Linked DNA regions of Homo sapiens: region 1 is linked to region 2. Evidence: read pairs that join two places in POLR2A ChIA-PET (ENCODE). Cell type or tissue: PC-9. All regions are shown on one strand. Each heading gives the region's core, and the rest is flanking DNA. Links, peaks and the distances in the headings are about the cores only. Region 1 has its middle 92 kb from the start of PLXNA1. Region 2 overlaps LINC02016 (long intergenic non-protein coding RNA 2016).

Region 1 (12,548 bases), core at 1,597-9,596, 240 kb before region 2:
CAGCTGCCGTGGGGGTACCCGCAGAGGTTGGTCTGTGGATAGAGTGTTCACAGGCCACGGGACTGACACTTATAGGCACTGTTGGGAGGCTGACGGCTCCTGTGCCCCCACCCACATCCTACCATGCCTGGGGAAGTGCAGCTTCCCAGCCACTCCCGCCCAGGCTTCCTCACTGGGGCTTCCTGGGGTGCTCCTGGTTCTCGTGTTTGGTGTAGCTCTCATCAGGGAAGAGGATCTCCAGCTCTTCTGTTGGTCCCTCTGGCTTTTAGGGCTCAGCCCAGGGTCCCATGGGTTCAGGCCTCTCTCCACAGGGTGTCAGCAGGCTCGGCCACTTGCCTCCTCACCCCATGTGGCTTCTGAATGTGGGATGATGGGGTGGCCACCTCAGGTTGAGGCCAGCTGCCCCTGGAGCCCTGCGTGCAATGTCAGAGCCTCTTGGTCCTGGAAAGCCGTGGGGCCAACCTCCGAGAGAGGGTGTCCTGGGCTCTCAGAGGACAAGTGTCTCAAAGAGCCTCGAGCAGCCCAGGAGAGGAGCAGGTAGAGTGTGTGGAGGTGAAGGGGCCCTGTCCCACCCATGTTGGCCCCCAGCCCACACTGCCCGTCTGCCAGCGTGAGCAGCAGCGCGAGGCCTACCAGCAGGTGAGAAAGGGTATGCAGACGAGAGGGATCATCCCAGGAGGCTGCAGAGATGAAAATAAAGAATCAGGCATCACAGCGTAAGAAGTAATATTGTTACAGTGCATGACACAAGATCTAGAAACAAGAGAGTCACAGAAACCTAACAAAGATGAGAACTTTAGAATGTAAATGTAATAAAAGATAGGAAAATGAGATGCAGGATAAGGAGATAAAAGGTGAGAAGCCAACGAGCTGCCAAGCAGAAGGCTGGAAACACAAAAGAGCGAAGATTAAGAACAAGGGTGAAGCTCATCGCCACGAGGTAATTTTTTAAGTAGATGAAACCATAGGTCAAAAATGAGAATTAAGGGCTAGGGAGTTATGAGTAAAAAGGAATATAACAACCAAAGAAAAAGTATAATCACAGAGCAACATTTTAAACGATTCTCTCCTGTCCAAAAACACACAAGTTACCCAACCGCCTTCCAAGTAAACAGGACCAGGAAGGAGAGAGGAAGGGGAGAGGGAGAGGCAGAAGGCAGGGAAGGTCAAGTTAACATACAAATCAATACAGTAACATGAGGGTCACGAACTGAAAAGTTGCTAGTAAAATCTCAGTTTCTTCCTTCAAAAAGCACAGACCCCATTCCTAAAGAGGAAACTTCTGTGGATAACCAGACCCCTCTGGCCAGGGGGCTCCAGGAGCTGCTGCTGGTCCTCCAGTGTGGGCTGAGGGTGCCCCGAGCCCTGTGCCCCGCTCCCGAGCTCGCAGCCTGTTGTCGATCGCCTGCACACTGGCCCTGGCTGGTCTTGGTCCAGTGCACAGGGTCCCTGGCATGGCTGTCCACGTCTCCCCAGCTCCCACGCCGCCCCACACTACCTGCTCACTGCTCTGCCGTCCTCCATCCTTGCTGCTCAGAACCCTGTAGCCCTGACACTGCCACCCCCAAGCATGGAGGTGGCAGAAGTCCCCACCCACAGCCACCCCCAGGCTGTCCTGGTTACGGAGGGCAGAGGCTCTTAGACCTAAGCCTGCACAGAGCCTCAGGTCTGGGCTTGCTCCAGGGTGGGGCCCCAGCGCACAGGGCTGGGTAGCTCCAACAAGTCCCCAGGTGACAAGCACGCCACTGGCTAGGACCATACTTTGAGTGTGTTGGGAGTTGCTACTCAGGAAAGGAAACCTTAAAACCAGCTTCTAGGAGAGCCTGCTCCCACACTGTTTTGGCCACGAGTCCCTGGCCCTGCCACACCGTGGGACTCTCATCCTCACCATGAGAATTCCCTCAGCTGAGCCAAAGACTCTCATCTGCCCACTCCTGCCCCAGCACCCAGACAGAGTGAGCCAGTCAGGGGTGCAGGTAACTGCCCCCACAGCCCTTCTTATCCACAAGGAAGCCAGACACTGCCTTCCAGAAGGGACCCTGGTTTGTCCTTTGCTGATTCAAAAGACTTAGAAAATTGTTCCTCAAAGGAAAGACCCGTCCTGGTTCTGCTCCTATAAAGGCACAGACTGCTTGTAGCCAGGCTGGGAGGATTGGGAATGCCGGGGTTCCATCACTGCACAGCAAATCCTCCACCTCCACGTAGTGGCACCAACTTGAGCCATTTTGTTGCACTCACAGATGCTGTGGCTACAGTTCGGAGAGGGCATGGCAGGCGATGGCTGGCTTGTACTCCAGGCCCGGCTGGGAAGACTCCAAGGCTGGGGGAGATGGGATGGGAAGTGAGTGGGGGCTCCTTTGCTCACACATCTGGTGCCAGGCCTGGGAGAACTTGAAGGCTAAGACAGGTGACTCGTGAGTGGCCTTGAGGTGGTGGAGCCTCAGCTGCAGTGCTCCAGGGAACGAGAACAGGCGGTGTGGCTGTCCTGACCTCACCATGGCATCACACAGCGCCACTTCCAGCACTTTCTGCTGGCTGCAAGCAAGGCTCCATCCTGCCCACATCCAAAGGGCACGACGGGAGGATGGGAAGGCCACGCTGCAGAAGGGTGTCATATGGAAAGTGTCATTACGGTTGTCTCTGGAAAATTCCATCTGTACAGGACCCTGCTGAGATGCTCAGAGAGCTTGGAGAACAATTGAAGGAGCCGCAGTCATCCTGAGAAGGGACATTTAAGTTGGAGCTTGGAGGATGAAGGGATCATCTTGGCAAGGGGTGAGGGCAGTGGGCAGAGGAAGTGAGGATGGGGTAGAGTGTGGGGTGAGGACCAGGTGGCCCTGTGACAGTGGAGGCATCAGCAGGGGGTGGACCATGCAACCTGGCAGGCCAGGGTAAGGAGGGTGAGGGAAAGCCTCATGAGGCTCTGGAGTAGAGACATGCCATGAGCTGAAGCAGGAAATATGTTGTAAAAGAGTGGCGTCAGGAGATCTGCTTTGATGCCCTTGCAATTGGCCAGACAAGAGAAGATGGTGGCAGGGACAGGGTGGGGCAGGTGGCAGCTGTGCAGAGGGAAAGGAATGAGTGATTCAAGAGAGAGGGGCCGAGCCAACAGAGCTCAGGCTGAAATGGGCCTGGGGTGCAGGAGGGGCGTGGTCACATGATGCCCAGGTATAACTGGGGTGCGGGGGTGCCACTTAGAGCCCAGGCATTGGTGCCACTTGTGGGCAGAGTGCCTGGGGCAGCAGCGTGTGCCCTTGCCACTCCAGCAGATGTGGGTGTCGTCCAGAGGGGTCTGCTCCTTAGACAGCCAGCGCCCCGGAGTCCCTGAGCAGCCCCACGGAGGCTGAGTCGGCGCTTGTCCTCCAAGGGGGTTTCAAACATGGTGGCTGGTGTGAGACAGGCCCAGTTTCAGCCCTGGCTCCACTCTTCATTGGCTGGGAGACCTCAGGCAAGTCACCTTGGCTCTTTAGGCCTTGGTTTTCTCATCTGTAAAAGGCAGTGAGGGTATGTGCCTTGCAGGGGTGTTGGCAGGATTAGTTAGTGCTGTTACTTGGCCGGAGCTGGGTAATGTTTGCTGAATTAGCACATGCAGGGTTCGTTGCCGCCCCACATGGGCTTAGCAAGTCTGGGGCAGGAGGCGAGAGGAGGGAGGGCCCAGCAAGGCAGCCAGTGCAGACCCCCGGGGAGTGGCAGAAGTGTCTTCAAGGTAGGAGCTGGGATAGACTCCCCCCATCTGCCAAGAGCAGCTTCCCAGGGACAGTGGGAGCTGCCATTGCAAGCTCTCAGTGGGCACAACTGCATGACCAAGTGCTTCAGGGAGGAGAAGAGCAAGCAAACGCAGCCGGAGCCCTGTGCATAGTGCTGGCCCCAGCCTGAAAGTCGCCAGAGCTGCTCAACTTCATGCACGCATGGCAGGGTGGAAGTGCCAAGGACAGACCCCACACGTGACCCTCAGAAGTCTCTGGTGTCCACGGGACTGAACCTCAGCCACCTGCAAGTGGCCACCCGCCTGTGTCGAGCCCTTCCCAGCAGGTTCCCTTCCCCCTCTCATTTCTTCACAGCCCTCCAGGGGGTCTTGGGCTCAGCCCCCATGCACACTACTGGCACTGGAATCCTTGCATAGCCTTGAAGGAACCCATATGGAGACTGTGGGGCTGGGCAAGGCTGGGAGGTGTGGGCCTGCCCTGAAGCTGGGTGAGGGTCCCACTTGTGCAGAGTAGCCAGGCCCAGGCATGGAGGACCTCCCTTGTGTCGGATCACACACCTGTTCACTCCCAGGAGAAATGGGAGAACTGAGAACAGGATTGGGAAGCACAGGGACTTTCCCAAGCCAAATGGAGGGTGGAGACAGGGCTGGAGCAGAGAGACAAAGAAGAGAGACAGACATGGATGGGGCAGAGTGACCCTCTGCTCCCCAGCACGTACTGGGTGTGGAACATCTGGCAGGTAGGTGTGGTGCCCCTTCCCAGGTGGAGACGCAGGCCTGGCAGGCAGGGAGGGTGGGGACCAGACTCCTCCAGCCTCTGAGGACACAGGTAACTGGGAGCTGACCCTCTGTCCATCTGCTGCCAACATCGTGTGCCAGTGCAGGGCAAGGACTGGGGAGAAGCCTCACTCTTGACCACTGCAGAGTGGAGACCAGTGGTCAGAGGGCCATAGCCGGCTGCTGTGAGAACGAGAGGTGACTGCTCCCCTCCTAGGCCTTCCTCTCCTGCCTGGTATGGCCAGTGGGGGTGGGTGGAGGGCTGGGGCTTGCTGGTCTACCTTCACTGATGTGGTCCCAGCCCCTAGGCCCAGCCCTAGCATAGAAAGCATCTAGGGAGCTTCCCTCTCCACTCCCCACCCAACTCCTCCTCCTGAAAGATGCATGGAGTGTGAAAATTTCATCAAAGCAGCTTGCTTCCTGGGCTCACAGGCGGGGCTGGCGCTGGGAGCCCTGGGGCCTCAGGCCGCCCTGCTGCTCAGTCAGCCCTGGACGCCCCTCTGGGCTGCTGTAGAACTGGGACGAGCAGCGGGTTGATGGCTAGAGTCCCTTTGGCGTGTGTGCTAGGAGGGGCTGGGGAGGGACAGAGGAGGCGTCAGGCCAGCTTTGTGGGGTGGGGCGGTGCTGACACCCGCAGGAGGGGCTGCAGCTGGGCAGGCATCAGAGTGGGGTTCGGAGTGTTCCCAACGTCCCAGTGACCATGACTGCTTGCTTGACCAGCATGCATTCACTCATTGACTCTGCAGCTTTTCATTATTGTTATTTTTGTAAAACAGATGCTGCATTTGCAAGGTTTTAAAATGAGATGGGCATTTCGGGCTATTCCTGTTCTTTTGCTGCCAGAAACAATGTGGTGTGGGTAATCTTGCTCAGAGTCTCTTGAAATGTGGGTAGGTACACCTGCAGGGCAAAATTCCGCAGGTGGGATTGCTGGGTCAGTGGATAATGTTGATGGGAATTGCCACACTGCCTTTCATAGAGGCCATGCCACGAACCCTTCCAGCAGCAAGGCAAGCAGTGCTCACTTTCCTGAGGTCTGGCCCACAGAGCAGACTGAAAACACTTGGAGTCTGGCCAATCTGATAGAGAAAACATATTTTGAAATATATAAAAAAGCTGGATTTTCTTTTGTCCTCTCTGAGTGGCTTTCTTAGCAAACAGCTACAGGGTAAATTGTCCTGCGGCCAGAGTATAATGAGCTTATTTTAACTGTGTGTGGTGCCTGTAGGAGCATATCCGTGTGCATGTGTGTGTGGTCATGTGCAAGTGTTCGTGTGTGTGCATGCATGTGCTAGTGTGTTTGTTTTACTTGGAGCATCCAATCCAGCCCTGGTCACTGGGCAGGAGGAAACTCAATCTGAACACAGCCAGGTACCCTCTGGGAAGACAAGGCTCATTCCCATGGCTCTGCTCCCAAAGAGCTGAAGTTAGTGAGACCTGGCTGGTGAGTTAATGACAGGGCCAGCTCCAGAGCAGGGCAGTGAGGGGCAATGACTGCAAGTTAGGGGAGCTTGGGGGTGAGGCAGGCTCAAGCAAAGGCTTGGCTGTGGCAGACAGCGTACTTCCAACGGGTGCTCCTAAACACTTGGAGACCTTGGAGGGTAAAGGCAGAACCTACCACAACTCTGCAGAGAGCTGGGCTAGTGGGGGAGGTGTCCCAGGAAGCTGAGCTGTGTACCAGCCACCTCTAAACACAGGGGCCTGAAACAATATCATATACTATTTTCAGACTTTAAGTATTGGCAAGCTGAGCTGGGAAGTCTAGGCTGAGCTTAGCTGGTCTGGGCTGAGCTCTGTGGTCTGGGCTGTGCTTGACTGGACTGGGCTGCGCTACATGGTCTGGGCTGTGCTTGGCTGGTCTGCGCTGTGCTCTGTTGTGCTGGGCTGAGGTCTGTGGTCTGGGCTGAGCTCTGTGAGCTGGGCTATGCTTGGTTGGTCTGGGCTGAGCTCCACGGTCTGGGCTATCCTTGGCTGGGCTGAGCTCTATGGTCTGAACTGAGCTCTGTGGTCTGGGCTGTGCTTGGCTGGTCTGGGTTGAGCTCTGTGGTCTGGGCTGTGCTCTGTTGGGTTGGGCTGAGCTCTGTAGTCTAGGCTATGCTTGGCTGGGCTGGGCTGAGCTCTGTGGTTTGGGCTGAGCTCCATAGTCTGGGCTATGCTTGGCTGGGCTGGGCTGAGCTCTATGGTCTTAACTGAGCTCTAATGCCTGGGCTGAACTCCGTGGTCTGGGCTTGTTCAAGAACCAGTGTCCTGTTGCTGACTTTTCCGGCTGGCTGCTGTAGACTTGTGTCCGGAATTGGTGGGTTCTTGGTCTCACTGACTTTAAGAATGAAGGCACAGACTCTCGCAGTGAATGTTACAGTTCTTAAGAGCGGCCTGCCCAGAATTTGTTTCTTCTGATGTTTGGATGTGCTCAGAGTTTCTTCCTTCCAAGGGGTTCGTGGTCTTGCTGACTCAGGAGTGAAACTGCAGATCTTCGTGGTGAGTGTTACAGCTCATAAAGACAGTGTAGATACAAAGAGTGAGCAGTAACAAGATTCATTACAAACAGCAAAAGAACAAAGCTTCCACAGTCTGGAAGGGCATGCAGTGGCTTGCCATTACTGGCTGGGGCAGCCTGCTTTTATTCTTATCTGGCCCCACCCACATCCTGCTGATTGGTCCATTTTACAGAGAGCCGATTGGTCTGTTTTACAGAGAGCTGATTGGTCCGTTTTGACAGGGTGCTGATTGGTGCGTTTACAATCCCTGAGCTAGACACAAAAGTTCTCCATGGTCCCCACTAGATTAGCTAGATAAGGAGTGTCAATTGGTGTATTTACAAACCCTGAGCTAGACCCAGAGTGCTGATTGGTGCATTTACAAACCTTGAGCTAGATACAGAGTGTCGATTGGTGCATTCACAATCCCTTAGCTAGACATAAAGGTTCTCCAAGTCCCCACCAGATTAACTAGATACAGAGTGCCAATGGGTGCATTCACAAACACTGAGCTAGATACAGAGTGCTGATTGGTGTGTTTACAAACCTTGAGCTAGATACAGAGTGCTGATTGGTGTATTTACAATCCCTTAGCTAGACATAAAGATTCTCCAAGTCCCCACCAGATCAGGAGCCCAGCTGGCTTCACCCAGTGGATCCCACACCGGGGCCGCAGGTGGAGCTGTCTGCCAGTACCATGCCATTTGCCGGCACTCCTCAGCCCTTGGGTGGTCGATGGGACTGGGCACCGTGGAGCAGGGAGCAGCACTCCGCCGGGAGGCTCAGGCCACGCAGGAGCCCACGGCGGGGCAGGGAGGCTCAGGCATGGGTGGCTGCAGGTCCTGAGCCCTTCCCCGCGGGGAGGCAGCTAAGGCCCGGCGAGAAATTGAGCACAGCAGCTGCTGGCCCAGGTGCTAAGCCCCTCACTGCCCGGGGCTTGTGGGCCAGCCAGCTACTCCCAGTGCGGGGCTTGCCGAGCCCACGCCCACCCAGAACTCAGGCTGGCCCGCAAGTGTGGCGCGAAGCCCCAGTTCCCGCCCGTGCCTCTCCCTCCACACCTCCCCCCAAGCTGAGGGAGCCGGCTCCGGCCTTGGCCAGCCCAGAAAGGGGCTCCCACAGTGCAGCGGTGGGCTGAAGGGCTCCTCAAGCGTGGCCAGAGTGGGCGCCAAGGCCGAGGAGGCGCCAAGAGCGAGCGAGGGCTTCGAGGGCTGCCAGCACACTGTCACCTCTCAGAATGACCTCCACAGGGACCACCTGGCTCCATAGGGCCTCCCATTCTCCAGCAGCCTCCAGGCCAAGTTTGTGGTCAAGCAGAGGCAGGGCTCTGAGGGAGCGTGAAGTGTAGGCTGAGCAGTGGCATATCACTCCCACCCATGCTAGTGGTCAAAGCAAAATCTGGCCAGCCAGAATCACATGGTGGGGCAAGGGACTCCAGAGGAAGGATGGAGCCTTGTGGCCAATTTTGCAATCCATCTTCTTCAGGAGGACAGAGTCCATGGGGGCCATGTCCCTGGGGCCATCTGTGCAAAGCTGGCCACCAACAACATTCAACTCACAGCACCTAAGCTGGGGGCTGGGACCCAGGAATGGGCAGCAGGTGGCTCTGCCCCCGGAGCATGCGAGCCAGTCACACCAGTGGTGGGAGCACCACGAGCCGTACCAGGAAATGTGGGAGAAGTACTCCTGGAGAAGTAGTCTGGGCCAGGGTTGAAGGGTACTTAGGTGTGCACCTGGGCAGTAGGGGTGAGGCGGGGCACTTTCTTTCTCCCGGTCCTCCCTCCTGGCCTAAAGGCAGAAGGCAGAGGAGACCCAGCCCTGGAGCTGAGAAGGGAGGGGATCCCAGCGTTTGAGCTGCAGGCCCACAGCCCCGCACGGGCTGTTCCTGCGTGGGCAGCCCAAGGATTAAACAGATTTTGTTGGGATTACTGCTGCCAATCAAGTTCAAGTGCATTTTTAAGAGCTTAATTTGTGGCCCTAGGTTTCGAATAAAATCGTCAAGTCCAGTCGATTAAACTCATTAAGGCGGGTGGACTGGCTGGTGTTCACACTGCCATCAGATTTGGAGAATTAATTAGGGGCCTGTTATCCTTTGTCGGGATTAGCAGAGCCAGCCCAGAGGCCCAGGGTTTCTGCTAAAAGACAGGCCCATAATCTCTTTAGTGGGGCCTTGGGAGACAGAGATCTGGGCAGCTTTGAGCAGGAAGTGCCACATGGGTGTCTTTGATTCTGCCGTGTGCAGACTGGCCGTGGGTCGGGGGTGTGGGCAGGCTTTAGGGCTTGGGCCATCCTGAGGGTGGCTGGCCCAGACAGCACTTCAGGCCACATAACCCTGCATACTATCCATGACCTATTCCCCCATCTCACAACAACTTAGGAGGAGGGCGCCAAGAGGACTTCTGCTGGTTCCTTTGCCTTCAAAACCACCCCCGACCCCAACTGCTGGAGTCTCAAGGCTCTATCTCCTTGTGAACCAGGTGGTGTGAGCAAGCTGGCCACCAAGAGCATTCTAATCCCTTGGGGGACATTGATTGGTCTCTGAGTGGGTGGGTATGTGACCCAAGAAGAGCCAGTCAAGGCCATGTCAGGGGGTGGTTGGGGTTTCTGGTATAGCTAAGGGCAAAAATATTAAGCCTGGAGCTGCCAGGCCCTGCAGGCCCTGCCTCAGGATGGAGAGAGAAGACAGATGAGTTTCTAATGACACTGGGTGAGCCGCTGGATCTAGCCACACCTAAAGTTTACCCCTGGACTTTTCAGTGACCTGAGCCAGTCCATTCCTCCTTGGAACAGGGTCTCTGTCACTTGCAACCAAGGGACAAATCAGCCCAGGTCTCAGGTCTCTTGCCTTCCAGAGCATTAGGGCTGAGAAGAAATTTAGAGGGTCTTTTTTCTTTTCCCGCCCATTTACAGAATGGGGAAACTAAGGCCCAGAGAGGAGAAGGACTTGCCCAAGGCTGCTGCAGATATTAATGGCTTCTGGTCTTCTAATGCCTCCTGGGAAAGAATCCTCCCCGCACCTCCCTGGTGGGTCTGGCCAGGCCAGTGCTGGGTGGGGTTTACCAGGTGTCCATACCAAAGGCAGACCGTGGTCAGAGCAAGTGGATAAGCTGGAGACATTTCCAGGAACTGGGGGAAGCAGAGTGCCCCACACACACGGGTCCCAGGTGATGGCTCTTACCCAGCTCAGGACCCTGGCTGGTGTCTCTGGGCCCGGCACTGGGCACTGAGTCTTTGCTGGGGTCTTTCTGTCCTGAGAGACCCCAGCAGGGGGGGTAGGGGAGGGACTCAGAGCCAGATTACCAGGGTTCAAATCCTTCCTGGCCAGTCGCTCGCCCTGTGACCCTGGATTGATCATTTGGCTTCCTCGAGTGCACGCTTTCTTCGTCTGTCTGAGGGGGTGGTGGTGACAATGGGGCTGCGGGAGGCCTGGGAGGCAATGCAGGTCTAGCAGGGAGCTTCGTGAGTGTCGTGGTCCACATTGCACCCTGCCCCTCAGTGCTGCCTACTGGCCTCTCTGCCTCCACTCTTGCCCCTCCCCCATCAGTTCTCAGCACAGCAGCCAAGGGCATCTTTTAAACGTTAAAAGTCAAATCCTGCCACTTGCATGCTTAAAGGCTGCTGAAGAAGCTTAGAATGCAGCTTAAATGCCTCACTGTGTCACATGTCCTGGCAAATACGGACAGGTGACAAACCCTGAGTAGCTGTGCGGTGGAATATGCCAGCCATGTTGTTCTGCTCAGGCATTCTGTGTGCAAGGACTCTGGATGGGACCTGAGCATGTGGCTTGCTTCTGCTGTACCAGGTCTGGCTCAGTGGAGCCTGTAGACTGGAGCGCCTGCCCACATGTCCCCAAGGGACTCTAGCTTCCTCACAGCATGGCGGACAGGTGCTGAGAGGGGTTTCTGGAGAGCATGGGAGGAAGCAGGAGGAAGCTGCATGCAGGCCTTTTCTGACCTAGCCTGGCAAGTTACATAATGTCGCTTCCACTGGACTCTAGTGGTCCAAGAAGGCACAAGTGCATGCTGTTTCAAGGCCAGGAGACATAGATGGAGAGTGGCTGTGTCACTTGCAGAAGAGCACATGAAATGAGAGACGCTGGTGAGGCCATTTCTGGAAACCATGGACTCTCCAGTCCACATGGTCTGGGCATGGCCCATATGTCTGAAGGAATTGCCTCTCCCTCTCCCTCACTCATATGCAGGCAGCTACCTTCTCTCTGTGCCTCAGACATGACAAATGCACTCTGCTGCAGGGCCCTTGCACTTGCTGTTTCTCCGTCTCCACATGACTGGCTCCTTCCACTCCTGAAGTTCTCAGCTCCAGTGTTCCCGCCCTAGAGAGGCTCTCCTTGACCCCTGGTCTAACCACTGCCCCCTCCAAGAATGCTCTAGAAAAGCCCCATCCAAGAGAAAGATTATGCAAGTCACAAATGTAATTTGAAATTTTATGGTAGCCACATTAAACAAGAAATTAATTTAAATGTATGGATATATTTACATGTCTGTTTGTATTTACTTATCTTTCATATATTTTTAACCCAATTTATCCAAAATATTATTATTCAATATGTAATCAATATAAAAATGTCAGTGAGGTATTCTGTGTTCTCACTTTTTTTATTGTACTATCTTTGAAATTTCATGTATTTTACATGTATAACACATGTCAATTCAGAAGCTAAATTTTTGTAGGAAATACTTGATCTGCTTTTAGGTCTGATACAACTTACTGTTGAAAGAGACTACTTCCATAGCCACCTTGTTCCAAAATAACTGAACTGATTTGAACATCCATTTTAACATTTAAATGACTTAAAATTCAATACAATGAAAAACCCAGGTCCTCAACCTCAGCGGCTGCCTCACACGTGCTCTGTAGTCATATTTACCCAGTAGAGACCGCTTCTATCATTGCAGAAGATTCTATCGGGTTGTGCTGCTCTAGGACAGTCCCAGCCCCTGTCCACATAGCACTCACCGCTGTCTGCGAAGATCTCACTCTGCTTGTTCAGTTGTTCACCTCCTTTCCCTTCCTCTGGAGCATAAGGACCTTGTTCCTGCCCAGAGAACCATGCCTGGCCCATAGAAGGCACCAGAGAATAACTTGGTAAATGAGTAAGTAAAAATTGAATCCAGGTGCCACGCTACATCTTCTCAGTCAATCCTCAGCCCAGCTTTGAGGGAGGAGCTGAGGCCCGGAGAGCCACAGCTAACACCCAAGGTCACATAGCCATAAGGGCCAGTGCAGAACTGAGGTGTCTGCATCCAACGCAGAATCCTGCTCCACCTCCCCTGTCTGTACCCGAGTACCTCAGCTTTAAAATCCATTTTAGAACTTCTTTTCTCTAATCTTAGAATATGGCCTTGAAATGTACTTTGAAATTCTTTGTTTCCCTCCCTTTCCCACCAGACCCTTCCTTGTGCCATGCACGCTCATCTAACTATGAATACATACTTGCTTAGAAACTCGGGCTAAGCTTGAAACAAGCCAGCATGCAGGTGCAGCTGTGGCATTCTCCCCCACCTAGAGATTACCTCAAGGTGGTTAATCTGCAACCCAGCGGCCGTTGAGACAGTGTCAACTGGTATCCA
Region 2 (12,548 bases), core at 1,506-9,505:
AAAATATCCCAAACAGAACATCAAATTTTTTAATCAGATGCAGGTGAATCAGCTGAGCAACATTTTTACCATTTTTTTATCTCTGTTTAGAGGTCACTACCGACTAAACATTGGCAACATCACTCTGTTCAGGCAAATGTTGGATGAAGTAGGTGCTTAAAAAGGGAAAGGTGGACTCAAGTCCTACAATGAGGAATTTCCCATAAAAACAAGGAAATTAATACAGGATTTCTTTCGTCTTTTTCCATTAAAATTATGAGGTCTTTTTTTATCATTTTTTTTCAGAAGGTGGAAAAGGAGTAAAAAGACACGGAGTCAATTGTGCCTTTTATCTTAGTGGGAGTAGGCTTTTGGGAAGCTAACAGCATATATCTTATAAAGGCCTCTTTGTCACTATGTATACTCATGGTCCAGAAGGCAAAGGTTCTGGGGGCATCTATGAGCATCAACTTGGGCAATCTTGGTGATCACAGGAACAGCAAATCTTCTTTAAGTTTTGAGAGAGACCATAGTGAGATAACAGGGTTGATCCAAAGCCTGTAGAAAATCTAGGACAAATTATTTTGGCAACTGGTTCCAAACCACTTCATACCTGCCAAAGGGTGCATCAATCTACTAAGCCAGCTTTTACTAAAGCCAGTTCTCTCTTATACTGACAAGGAAAATTAAAACCAGATGGGGTCAGATAATAACTTGCCCTAGGTCATAGAGCTGGCAACTAACAGAACTACTTGTCTATCAAACTAATGGCATCCTCTTTATTAGCCATATCTGCCTACATGACAGTTTTTTACCTTACTAGACCCAAGAGGTTTCCCAGCATCTCAAATACCTAAAAACACAGACATTCAATGTCACTCTCTTTCCACCCCGCTTGCCTCCCTGTACCTTTCCTCATGCTGACTTTCCTATTTCTGCTCATGCCACCAAATTTTTTTCTGAATCATGAAGGCTCAAAACCTTAGAGTCATGTTCAACTCATCTTCCTTGCCAAGTTCTGCTAATTCTGCTGCAACAACATCTCCCAAATTTGTTCACTTTCAAGCATCTCAGTGGTAACATGAAGTGTAGGATACCATCACCTGCCTTTCACTTAAACTACTCAATGGGTTCCTAACCCCTTTCCTGCCTTCTAGTCATATTGTATTCTAATTCATCCTTGTTCAAATCTATCCTTACACCACTACTGAATTAATCTTTCTAATGTCTCATTATGTCACCCCAATCAAAAATTTTTTATCTCAAGTCATCCCGAGTAATTTCCACCTCATTTTCAAACCCATATATCAAATATTTCATGAATATGTTTCACTTCATATAAATTGGGTATGACCATTTAGATTCATTGGTTTTTATTTATAACTTTTAGGTAGTACATTATACGTTTCTTAATATTCTTATTTCCCACCCTATTATTTGCAAATTTTTGAAGGACAGAGACTGCATCACACTTTTCAGTTTCTGGTGATACTTAATAATTTTTGCCAAATAAATAATCAGTAAGTTTTTTTCACTTGGGTGCAAAATAATCAAATAGACTGGAATTAAAGTATGTCAAGGTCTGCCTAAAGCAAATCTCTCAAGTTAAAATGAAATAAAAGAAATTTATAAGAACAACAACAACAAAAATCCTACCCAGCAAAACTCCAGTGCTATCATTGAAGGTCATTTTTGCTTTTGCATACTTTTATTCTTTCATAGTTCCCAATATATCCCCTTTCTACATTTTCTTGAATCAATTTTGATCATTTGTATTTGTAAGATAAAATCTTTCACTTTTTCAGGGTTTCAAGATGACCAGCACAGACCTGAATGCAGTGTGCATTTGTAACACACATGTCCTCTGTCTGTAGACACAGTACCTTCCTCATTTTGATGTTGTAAAACGTTTTCATCCTATGACTAAATTTTCTATACTGCTAACAGGCTGTGGTTAATAAATTAGAGGGCTCCATGTTTATTGTATTGATCACTTGTCTGTAAAGGAAAAAAAACATTTTTTTCTCCTACTATATTCTCACTCGACACCCTCAATATTTCACTTCTGACATCAAGCATGTGTGGGTTTTTCCCACACAACAAGCAATCCTCTAGCAGACACCAGCTGGGTGTCTCACAATTTAACTCAATTCCAACACCACCTACCTGGAGATTGTGTCAGATATCACAGGTTGAGGGCTCAGCACCACAAGTCTGCTCCCACTGTTGATACCAATCACCAGCCCCAGGTCGTTTTTCCTGTGCTTCTGACCGAACTGCTGTGAATCAGGGTTCCCATGAGTGCCCTCCTCATGTTTAATAATTTGCCAGGACAAATCAAAGAACTCAAAGAAGCATTTTACTTACTATTGCCAATTTATTACAAAAAGAAATAAATATTTATTACAAAAAGGAAGACAAAACGAGGATAAAAACAATGGGATGAAAAAATATACCATGAAAATACTAACTGAAAGCTGCAGACAAACACAGGCATCACAAAAGATAAAAGGAAATATTATTTGTGGAAAAGGGGACTTTTTTGCACAGTGATAAAAGAGTCAATTCTGCAAGACGACATTAATAATCCTGAACATACATGCACCTAGCAACACAGTGTTAAAACACATGGAGCAGAAACTGATAGGACTGATAGAAGAAACAGACAAATCCATTAATACATCTAGAGACTAAATAAGTGGACCTTGGATTTATTCATCAGTTCTTCTAATTTTCTTGTTTTCAAAATTATGATTGTAATACTATCATTTCCTTTCTCTTGCTTTCTTTAGCTCTGCTTTTTTTTAAAAAAAATTGAATTCTTAGTTTATTTTCAGATTTTCTTACCTACTATTGAAAGTACTTGGCCGGGTGAGGTGGTTCACGTCGGTAATCTCAGCACTTTGGGAGGCCAAGATGGGCAGATCACGAGGTCAAGAGATCAAGACCATCCTGTCCAACATGGTGAAATCTCATCTCTACTAAAAATACAAAAATTATCTGGGCGTGGTGGCACACACCTGTAGTCCCAGCTACTCAGGAGGCTGAGGCAGGAGAATCACTTGAACCCAGGAGCCAGAGGTTGCAGTGAGCTGAGATTGCACCACTGCACTCCAGCCTGGTGACAGAGCGAGACTCCATCTCAAAAAAAAAAGTGCTTAAGGCTTTGAATAATCCTCTGAATATAGTTTTAAGTGTCCCCATTTGTTTAAATATGTAGGGTTTTCACTATTGTTGCTTTTTAAACAAATTTTAATTGAAGTCTTATTTTTCTTCAGCCAAGAACTCCCCCCACAGAAGACTGCAGGTATTAGTCAAAGGAAAAAAAATTAAGATAATAACAGACGTTAAAGAAGTCTATTAGATCCATGTCCCTGAATGGAAAGTCTAAATAGTTCCAATATGCTATTTCTTCTTAAATAATTGTGATATCTAGTTCAAATTGGCAGGGTAGTTCTGAAGATTACGTGGAAGAATACACTTAAAAAATGATGAGCATGATCTACATTACTAGATAATAATATTATTAAAAGGCATAATACCATGGTGTGATCCTGGCACTAGAATAGCTGAGCAGATAAATGGAAACTGACTTTGTATGTATGACAAACTTATGCGTGATAGAGGTGACACAGAATACAGGAGCAAGGAAAATAGGAAGAAAGGCTAAGACATCAGAAGAAAAGGCTGGGCTGTGCAGTAAAGTCTACTGGGATATTGACTAAATACTCTAAAAAAATACAGATCATCACCTTGCACCAAAGTTAATTACAGATGGATTAAAGATTTCAAAGTAAAAAGTGAACCAATAAAATAAGTAGAAGAAAATAAACATGATAATTTACCTTATGACAATATGGAAAAGGACTTCTAAGATAAATTTTATTGTTTTTATCAAAGTAATACATATTCTATGTAAAAATCATAGCACAGCTATCACTAAAATAAAAATTACCTACAATTCCATAACCCAAAGAGTTCTCTACTAACATTTAATATAAAGCTTTCCAGAGATTACATATGAATATGTATGTAATGCTGTAATAGACCCTGTCCTAGTCCATTTGCATTGCTATAAAGAAATACCTGAGGCTGGCTAATTTATAAAGAAGAGAGGTTTATTTGGCTTATTTGGCTCATAGTTCTACAGACTGTACAGGAGGCGTGGCTCCAGCACCTACTCTTGGTGAGGCCTCAGGAAGCTTCCACTCATGGTGGAAGAGGAGGGGAGCTGGCAAGTCACATGGCAAGAGCAGAGCAAGAAAGAGAGAGAGGGGAGGGAGGTGCCAGGCTCTTTTGAACAATCAGTTCTTTTGGAATTTATAGAGCAAGATGAGGGACTCCCCCCATGACCCAAACACCTCCCACCAGGACCTCCTTTGCCTCATTCCATGGCCAGGTGTGGAATCCCAAGGAAGTCCAGGCCCCAGAGGAGCCCTGGACCACTCGTGGCCTTCCAGAGCCCTGCAGGGCAGCAGGCACTAGAGTTTCTCCTATACAGATTCCCAAACCCATCTGGGATTCTATCCATCCCGCCTCAGAGGCCTCTGCCTGGGGACTTCTCCAACCCCACCCAGCCTGCAAATGCCATGCCAGCCATTGCAGGACAAGGAGATGTAACTTCATTCTGAGTTTTCTTTCTCCATTCCTTATTCTTCCCTGCTGGGCAGGCCCCATAACTTCTCTGGTCCTGTAGATGGCGGGGGCAGTGATAGTTATAGTCATCGTGTTGCCAATACAGCATCCCAGGGCCACATTAAATCACCAGCCTCTGTGTCAACTCAGTGATCCGACGTCCTCATGCAGGAAGCAATCAGACAGGATTTAGAGCCATGTCTCCTTCCCCTGCTCTGGGGCCTGCTGCAGACCAGGAAGAACCGCGTGCTCAGCTCCTTCCACTCCTCCACCATGCCAAGCTACATTACCCCCGCTGGGGAGCAGGGGACAGGAAGAATTTTCCTTGATTGGGAACTTGGTTGTTCTCTGGTTTCTGGAATGTGTCAGGTGTTTCAAGTTGGCACTTCCTCTTACAGGGCCTTCCAGGGGCTGCTCATCCTAGAGGATGCCTCATATTGACAGCCCTCTTGCTGTGATCACTCCCAATTCCTTCTACAGCCCTGGATCTGTGTGTCCCTTCAAGCCCCGGGCAGCCAGGAGGCTCTCTCAGGCATGTGTCCACCTCCAGTCCAGGTGACACGCTCACTCACTCCTTAGCCCAGCAAATCTTGGAAGCAGTGACTTTCCAAACCAGAGTCCTTTAGCTTAGCCTCTGCAGGTCACTCAGCCAGCCCTCACCCTCTCTACTTTCGTTGTTGCTGTTGTTGTTTGAGACAGAGGCTCACTCTGTCACCCAAGCTGGAGCACAGTGGTGCAATCTCAGCTCACTGCAACCTCCGCCTCCAGGGTTCAAGCGATTCTTCTGCCTCAGCCTCCCGAGTAGCTGGGACTACAAGTGCGTGCCACCATGCCTAAGTAATTATTTTTTGTATTTTTAGTAGAAACGGGGTTTCACCATATTGGCCAGGCTGGTCTTGAACTCCTGACCTTGTGATCTGCCCTCCTTGGCCTCCCAAAGTGCTTGGATTGCAGGCATGAGCCACAGCACCAGGCCTGTACTTTCATATGTGATTCAGACAGTGTGCTATGGTATTCCCCAAACTGCAAGAGCAGACAGCAAGCTCTCAGCAGTTTCTTTGGTACGATGACAAGATCACATCCCCACCACACCCCTTGGGCAAGGTGGGAATCACAGCAGAGCTCTCTCCAAAATAATCCTATTCCATATATTTCTCAAAAGCCAATTATTGGTCCTCTTATACCATCAATACGGATGAGAGGTTAAGAGCTGTATAAATGGTTTTTACGACTTTTATTATTTTTCATATAAATTCTTCACACTTTAATGTGCATTTAAGCCACCTGGAGACCTTGCTAAGGTGCAGATTCTGAGGGGGCAGGTCTGAGGTGGGACCAAGATTCTGCATTTTAACGGAATGGTATCCATTGATTGGACCACACGTGCACAGCAAAAGGCAAGTAGCACTGGCTGTTACACACTGGAATCGTCTGGAGAGATATAAAAAGCACTGAAGCCAGGAGCCAGCCATGGAATCTGATGTCCTTCATCTGGAGCATGGCCCGGTTTCAGGAATTCGGAAAGCTCCCAGGGGATGGTGCCATGCAGCCGGAGAGAAGTACAGACCCAGGCAGGTTCCAGGGACCTGCACTCTGCTGTCTTTGGGATTCGGGCCTCCACTCCTTTTGACTTGCTGTTGCATGGCTTTATCCTACCTGGGCTGGTGGGAAAGCTGACTGTTGGTGGTGGTGTTGACTTCGTGTCTTGAGGCGTTTAGGGTTTTGCTTTTGAAAAACAGAAAAGAATGAATCTTAGATGCCAACCTAGGAGAAGAGGAAAAAGGAGACAAACAGAAATGATCTGATTTTAAATCTCAAGTGACTGACTTCACCTGGAAATGACTAGATCAAAATTGCTGCTATCTGAAGAAAGCGTGTGAGGTAGAATTGAGTACAGACTTAGACAAATGCAACATGCTACAAATGTTTGTTATCTGAGGACAAGACTCAAAAATATATCATCTACCAGAATTACATTGCTGCAGTTATGTAAGCATGTTGCACCCATAAGATAAAATGCTTTGTAGGCATAAAAAGGTGCTTTCAAAGAATATGTAATGAGATGAGAAAATGTTAAGTAAAAACATATATTAAGAACTTTGTATGTAATATAATTTCAACTTTGTTTATAATGTGTGTATGTTTATTTGTAGAAACAACGCTTGAAGGAAATACTCCAAAATACTGACAACAGTGATAAACTTATTAATAATTTAAATTTCGTTCTTTCCATTTTTCTGCATGTTTAGGGATTTTTTTGTCTTTTTAAAACAATGAACATATGTTGATGTTGTAATCAGACAATAGTATAAATGAAAAACGAAATAAGCCAAAGAGGTGAAGGAAGCACCAAGACTGCTGGGGCTTCCTCCGAAGCTGAGGTCGGAGCCTCATGACGCACAGACGAGAGGTTCTCATAAAGAAGGTGAGAAGGATACAATTTAAAAAAAAAAAGAAGCTGAGAAAGAGAAAGAGATGCACAGGGGGTCAACAAGAAATGACCACCAGGACCATCGTATTGGTAGCAACACTTGCCAGGAGAGGCAGCCGTGAGCAGCTTGCTCCACCCCTGCTCAATCTCATGAGGTTGTGCCTGGAGCCATTCCTTCCCTGGAGATAAGGAGCTCAGGAAACACAACCTGTGCTGAACTCACCACCGTGCTTGAGGACACCTTTCTCTGTTGTTTCCTCGTGTGTACTTCTTTGGTCTGCTTCAGCGTATCCATCATATCGTGCCTGGCCAACCTCACTGCCATATCTGTTGCCGACAAGAGGGAAATGAGGTCCTTCACCTGCAGCCTGAGAGGGGCACGTGCAGACCACCTCCCTGCATTGGCTTCAGGACAAGACCCACTGGCCACGGGGAACCAACAGTCACTAGTGAAGTTTCTCCGTGTAAGTAAAGTATTGTTCCATCCAGTGCCTGTGTGAGTTGTGTCTTTCTTGGCAACCCTGACACCTGTAAACTGTGCAGTGGGTTGACATCCTGCTCCAGGTGGTAGGCAGCAGGTGTCACCTGCTTCACAATTCTAATGGCTATGTGAACACTTCCTTGGTGCCAGATGCAGTGCTTGGTGTCTAAGCATCTCTGTGGCCTGATGAGGCTACACTCTTGTTTATCCTTCCCTATTTCACACTTGAGAAAATTGAGGCAGTAAGCATTGAGTAACCTGGCCAAGGCCACACAGCTCATACTGCAATGCTGAGACTCAACCTCAAATTTGTCTAGCTTTAGATCCTCAAACTGGAGCATCTCAGTCTTGCTGCCTCTTCCTCCCTCAAGAGCAAGTGGAAGTATCCAGGGTCAATTGAACAAACTCCTCCTTCACATTGTCCAAGTTTTGGCTGAGTTGCACACTGAGCAGCCTTCAGGGCCAGGTGAGGCTGTGTAAGCTTTTGCTTTAATCAGCTCCCAATAGATTGCCCCACTCCTGCTCCTTCAGTGCTGGTGATTTGTCTCTTGAATTTAAATTGCTCTCCTAAGAAGCCTCATTCATTCATTCATTCATTCATTCATCTCTTTGTTCATCAATCCATCAAACTACAATAAGTCTTATTTTGTGCTGAGCATTGTGAAAGTTCACAGTCTACATTGTTACCCAACTAGTTAACCAGCCAGGAGTGAAAAATGGAACTTGTAGGTCAAATGACAGAGCAGGCACGTGTAAAATCCACCCCCAACATGCACCCCAAAAGTGTGGAGGTACCTGCTATGTCTGAAGGCTTGTGTCTCCCCACCATAATTCATATGTTGAACCCTAATCTCTAGTGCAGTAGTGTTGAGAGGTGGGGCATCTGGAAGGCAATTAGGTCAAAAGGGCAGAGCCCTTGTGAATGGGATTAGTGCCTTTATAAAAGAGGCCAGGGAGAACTTGTTTGTTCCTTCTGCCACGTGAAGACACAAAGAAGGCATCATCTATGAGGAATGGGCCCTCACCAGACACTGAACCTGCTGCTGTCTTGATCTTGGACTTCCCAGACTCCAGCACTGCGAGAAATACATTTCTATTGTTTGTAAACTGGGTGTTTTATTACAGCAACCCAAATGGACTGAGACAGCATCCAGCTACATACTTAAGTTTTAAGAACTTAGCTGAGCTCTAAAGCAGTAAGTGAAATTTCTAGGTGGCAGACACAAACTCAGTACAAGTGAATAAAATTAAAAACACATGACACACAGTCCAGGCATGGTGGCTCATGCCTGTAATCCCAGAACTTTGGAAGGCCAAGGTGGGTGGATCACTTGAGGTCAGGAGTTCCAGATCAGCCTGGCCATCATGGTGAAACCCAGTCTCTACTAAAAATACAAAACTTAGCAGGGCATGATGGCAGGTGTGCACCTGTAATCCCAGCTACTCAGGGAGGCTGAGGTACGAGAATTGCTTAAACCCAGGAAGCATAGGTTGCATTGAGCCAATATCACACCACTGCACTCCAGCACTCCAGCCTGGGTGACAGAGTGAGACTGCATCTCAACAACAACTACAACAACAACAACAACACATGATGCACAGGAGCAAGGTCTCCAAGGAAGCGGGGGCTTAGTGCCCCAGCAGAGTCATAGAGAGAGACAGCAGAATGGGGCAGGTTCAGATGTGTGATTCCTTGGAGCCTGGAGCCAGATACACCTGACCCTCTGTGAACAAAGATTATGCTTTGGGTTTTAAAGTTGGTATGTTACAGTATTTTGTTGTGCTTGCAGATACATTTTACATGGAAATGTGCATCTTACTATATTTCTAATATTAAGGAACTCAACACTTATACAGCTTGGTTTGGGTTCATTATCAAGGTGAATAAGCAGCTTTGCATAAACACTTTCCTACTACAAACATTTTAACAAATGCTTTTTTTAATAAACATTTTTAATCTTCAATGTTAATGTTACAAGTCAACACTTTTTGAAACTATTATGACAAAAATTTCAATATTACAGGAAAATGAATCTTCTTAGCAAACAGATGTACACAGAAACTCAACTTTCTGAAGGCAAGTCATAAAATAAGTATAGATTGAACTCAAATTTTATGGTAATTGGTATGCAAATATTCCCCAGTGTTCTCCTAATCCATCTAACAAGATGTAATGGCTAGCTTATTGCTTGTCTTCTCAAAGCATCTGTGTCAACAGACTCCCTTTTTTTTTTCAAGGTTCTTCATTAGCTGCTAGGCAAAGCCCATGTCTTCTGCTTCAGTTATATTTCCTAGCCAAGGCTGAATGAAAGAACATGGGCTTACTTATTTCTGCTTCTACAACTGGGATCTGAATATTTATGCCCACTGGGTGTGGGAGGCACCAGAACCTACGGGAGCTCTCCGTGGTGCTGGCCATGACATCAGCTGTGGGCCAAGCTGCCCTTCCTCTAGCCTTGATCTCACCTTGAATGCCCTTCATGACTCTAAGGCCAGCAATGATAGTGACTCAGATGCTGGCTTAATTGTCATGGTCTTGACCCCAGTCCTGGCCTTTGCCCTGTCCTGAACACTTCCTGTCCTTCCTTACTCTGAAGAACACTGATTGCCACTGTGCTCCTCCTAGACCCATTTACCCAGTCCATCCTATTCTGCCCACTTTTGCAGCCCCTCCCTGAAGGTTTACCAGAAGTTTCAGGGCTCCTCTATGACAGGTCCCCTCCAAGGGCCATTCTCTTTCCTTCTTTTTCAGACCGTTCCATCTTTTCATGTCCCATCAGCAAGTCGCTCCATTATTCCATGTCTTGGACCAGAGCCAAAGTCTGAGCTAATATTGTGTTGTGTCAATTCTGAGTCCCATGTCTGAGTCTCACCTCCCCAAATAAACTGGGTTCTTCAGACAGGGAACCCCTCCTCCTTGCATCCTCTTGCTGTGGTTGGCACAGAGCTGGGCACACTGGGGGCTCTGGCTGCACAGACTGATTGGATGATTGATGACTAATTGCTAACGGCTAATTCTAACCAGGTATGAGGAGCTGAACAGGGGCTGCCGTCTTCTCCGCCTTCCTCCACCTGCAGGAGTCTCTGTCTGTCTTGGGCATGGATCCTATGCTGCCGAGTGTGTAAATTAAGGAATAATAGAGCTGCAGAAGCATAAGCCCTCAATGATGGGGAATATGTTTGTCTGCTAAGAAGCAATTTCAGCGAAAATTAACTCCATTTCAACAGAAAGAGTGAGGCTTGGCATAAGCTGGCCAATCCCAGAGGACAATAAAATTACTTTGTCAAAGCTCTGCTTGCTTAAATTAACCAAGCGAGCACTCCAGGATCCTGGCTAGATACAGCAAGTAACTAGGTTTTAATGAACAAAAATAGCTTCTTGGATAAATGAGAAAAATAAACCACAGCCTACCTCTAGCACAAGTACACATGGTGGCTGTCTCAAGGACACTTCCCTCAAGGTTATGCATGGCCATGAGTATCCTGTACAGTTTAGAACCATCTACATGTTGGCATTGGCTGTGCATCCTTGGGACTTGTTCTTGGTCATTGATGTCCTATCCGCTCTGTCTACACTGGCTTTGCCCTTGAGAACTATGTTCTTGGCCATAGTGTCGTGGACAGTGAATCCTTTTTGGTTTTAGCCTCATGACTATGGACTGGCCACTCAGATCCTGGGAAACACTGGCCATTTCCCCCATGACTGTCTTCTTGGACAGCCACGTCCAGGACAATTGCCTGTCTTCATCTTGTCTTCTACATTGTGGCTTTAATCCATCCTGCCTGGTCAGCTGTGTTCTGGACAGCTGCTATACTGATTGTGCCATCCAGATCTATGACACTGGCTGGCTGTGCTTTGGCCTTAGATAGTTAAGTCCACCTGATTAGACTACTGATGACTGTGTCCTGACTGACCACATTTTGGAAAGTTGTCTATACAGATTGGTAAAACATCTGGTCAAGCCCCCTCTCCACGTTAAATTTTTTCTGGTTACTCATCTATATCAGTCAAGGTTCCACCAGAGAAGTAGAACTAGTAAGACGTGTGTGTGTGTGTGTGTGTGTGTGTGTGTGTGTGTGTGAGAGAGAGAGAGAGAGAGAGAGAGAGAGATGGAGAGAGGGAGATTGATTTATTAATACTAGGATATATTATTTATATGTATATTATTAAAGGATCATTAACACTAGGAGATTTATTACAAGCAATTGGCTTATGTGGCTATGAGGACTGGCTGGCAAATCTGGAATCCACAGGGAAGGACATCAGGAAGGGCAGGCTGGAAACTGCAGCAGGAACTGAAGCTGCTGTCTACAGGTAGAATTTCCCCTTCCTCAGAGAAACTTTGGCTCTGTTCTCAAGGCTTTCCACTGATTCGATGAGGCCTATGCAGCTCATTCGGGATCATCTCCTGTACATAAAGTCAACAGATTGCAGACGTTAACCACATCTACAAAACACCTCCCAGCAGCACCTGGGCCCATGTGTGACTGAATCACTGGGCACTCCATGTGAGAAGGGCTGCCACCGCTGGTCCCCTCGTTACAAAGGTGGGTCTCCTTACTGTTCACCTGAATAAGATAGAGTCTTCTTCTGACGCTTGGTAAGGCCAATTTCATCAGCCATGGTTGGAGGCGAGACCTGGGGTTTTGGTCAGCTCTGCTTCCTCCCTGACACACTCACTAAACATTGTCCATTGTCCATCTATACATGACTTTAGGGATGTTTGGTGCCGCTGTTGGCCAGCACCCTGGTCTCCAAGTGGAATTTTGTTAGTCTGAACTTTTCCTCCAGATATATCACATGGCTGTGTCCTACCCACACTTCTGGGGACAATTTAGAAAGGACATGGGCTATGTTCTTAGCAAGTCTCTGACACAGAAAGCCAAGCTTGCCTTCACGGCACAGCGACATTTGTATTTGTGGCTCTGATGCAGCGAATTCCATGGCCATAGAAGAATCTGAGTCTGTCCACTGCCTGCAGTTCCCTCCTGTCTTCCGTTCATTCATTCATTTGTTCATTC

Evidence for each region. ChIA-PET counts read pairs that join two places held together with the same protein. Peaks named below come from ENCODE experiments on the same cell type or tissue, not always from the same donor. Only the 100,000 strongest peaks of a DNase experiment are listed, where the experiment ranks them.
Region 1: POLR2A ChIA-PET joins it to region 2 with 14 read pairs; 2 of 35 experiments call an interaction of 5 or more read pairs at or near these places.

What each region holds. Positions count from the first base shown.
Region 1 is chr3:127,068,614-127,081,161 of GRCh38, forward strand. No RefSeq gene overlaps it. Among named protein-coding and RNA genes, the nearest start is that of PLXNA1, 92 kb to the left of the region's middle. RefSeq lists enhancers at 1,918-2,418, 2,419-2,919 and a silencer at 7,109-7,178. In PC-9, for the core only: no CTCF peak of the experiment used is centred there; DNase peaks (open chromatin) are centred at 5,498 and 6,478; H3K4me3 peaks cover 885 bases; H3K27ac peaks cover 1,676 bases; H3K27me3 peaks cover 95 bases.
Region 2 is chr3:127,310,793-127,323,340 of GRCh38, forward strand. It overlaps LINC02016 (long intergenic non-protein coding RNA 2016), which reads right to left. Exons shown (of 5, transcript NR_110147.1): 5 at 11,515-11,935. Among named protein-coding and RNA genes, the nearest start is that of PRR20G, 29 kb to the left of the region's middle. In PC-9, for the core only: no CTCF peak of the experiment used is centred there; no DNase peak of the experiment used is centred there; H3K27me3 peaks cover 2,851 bases.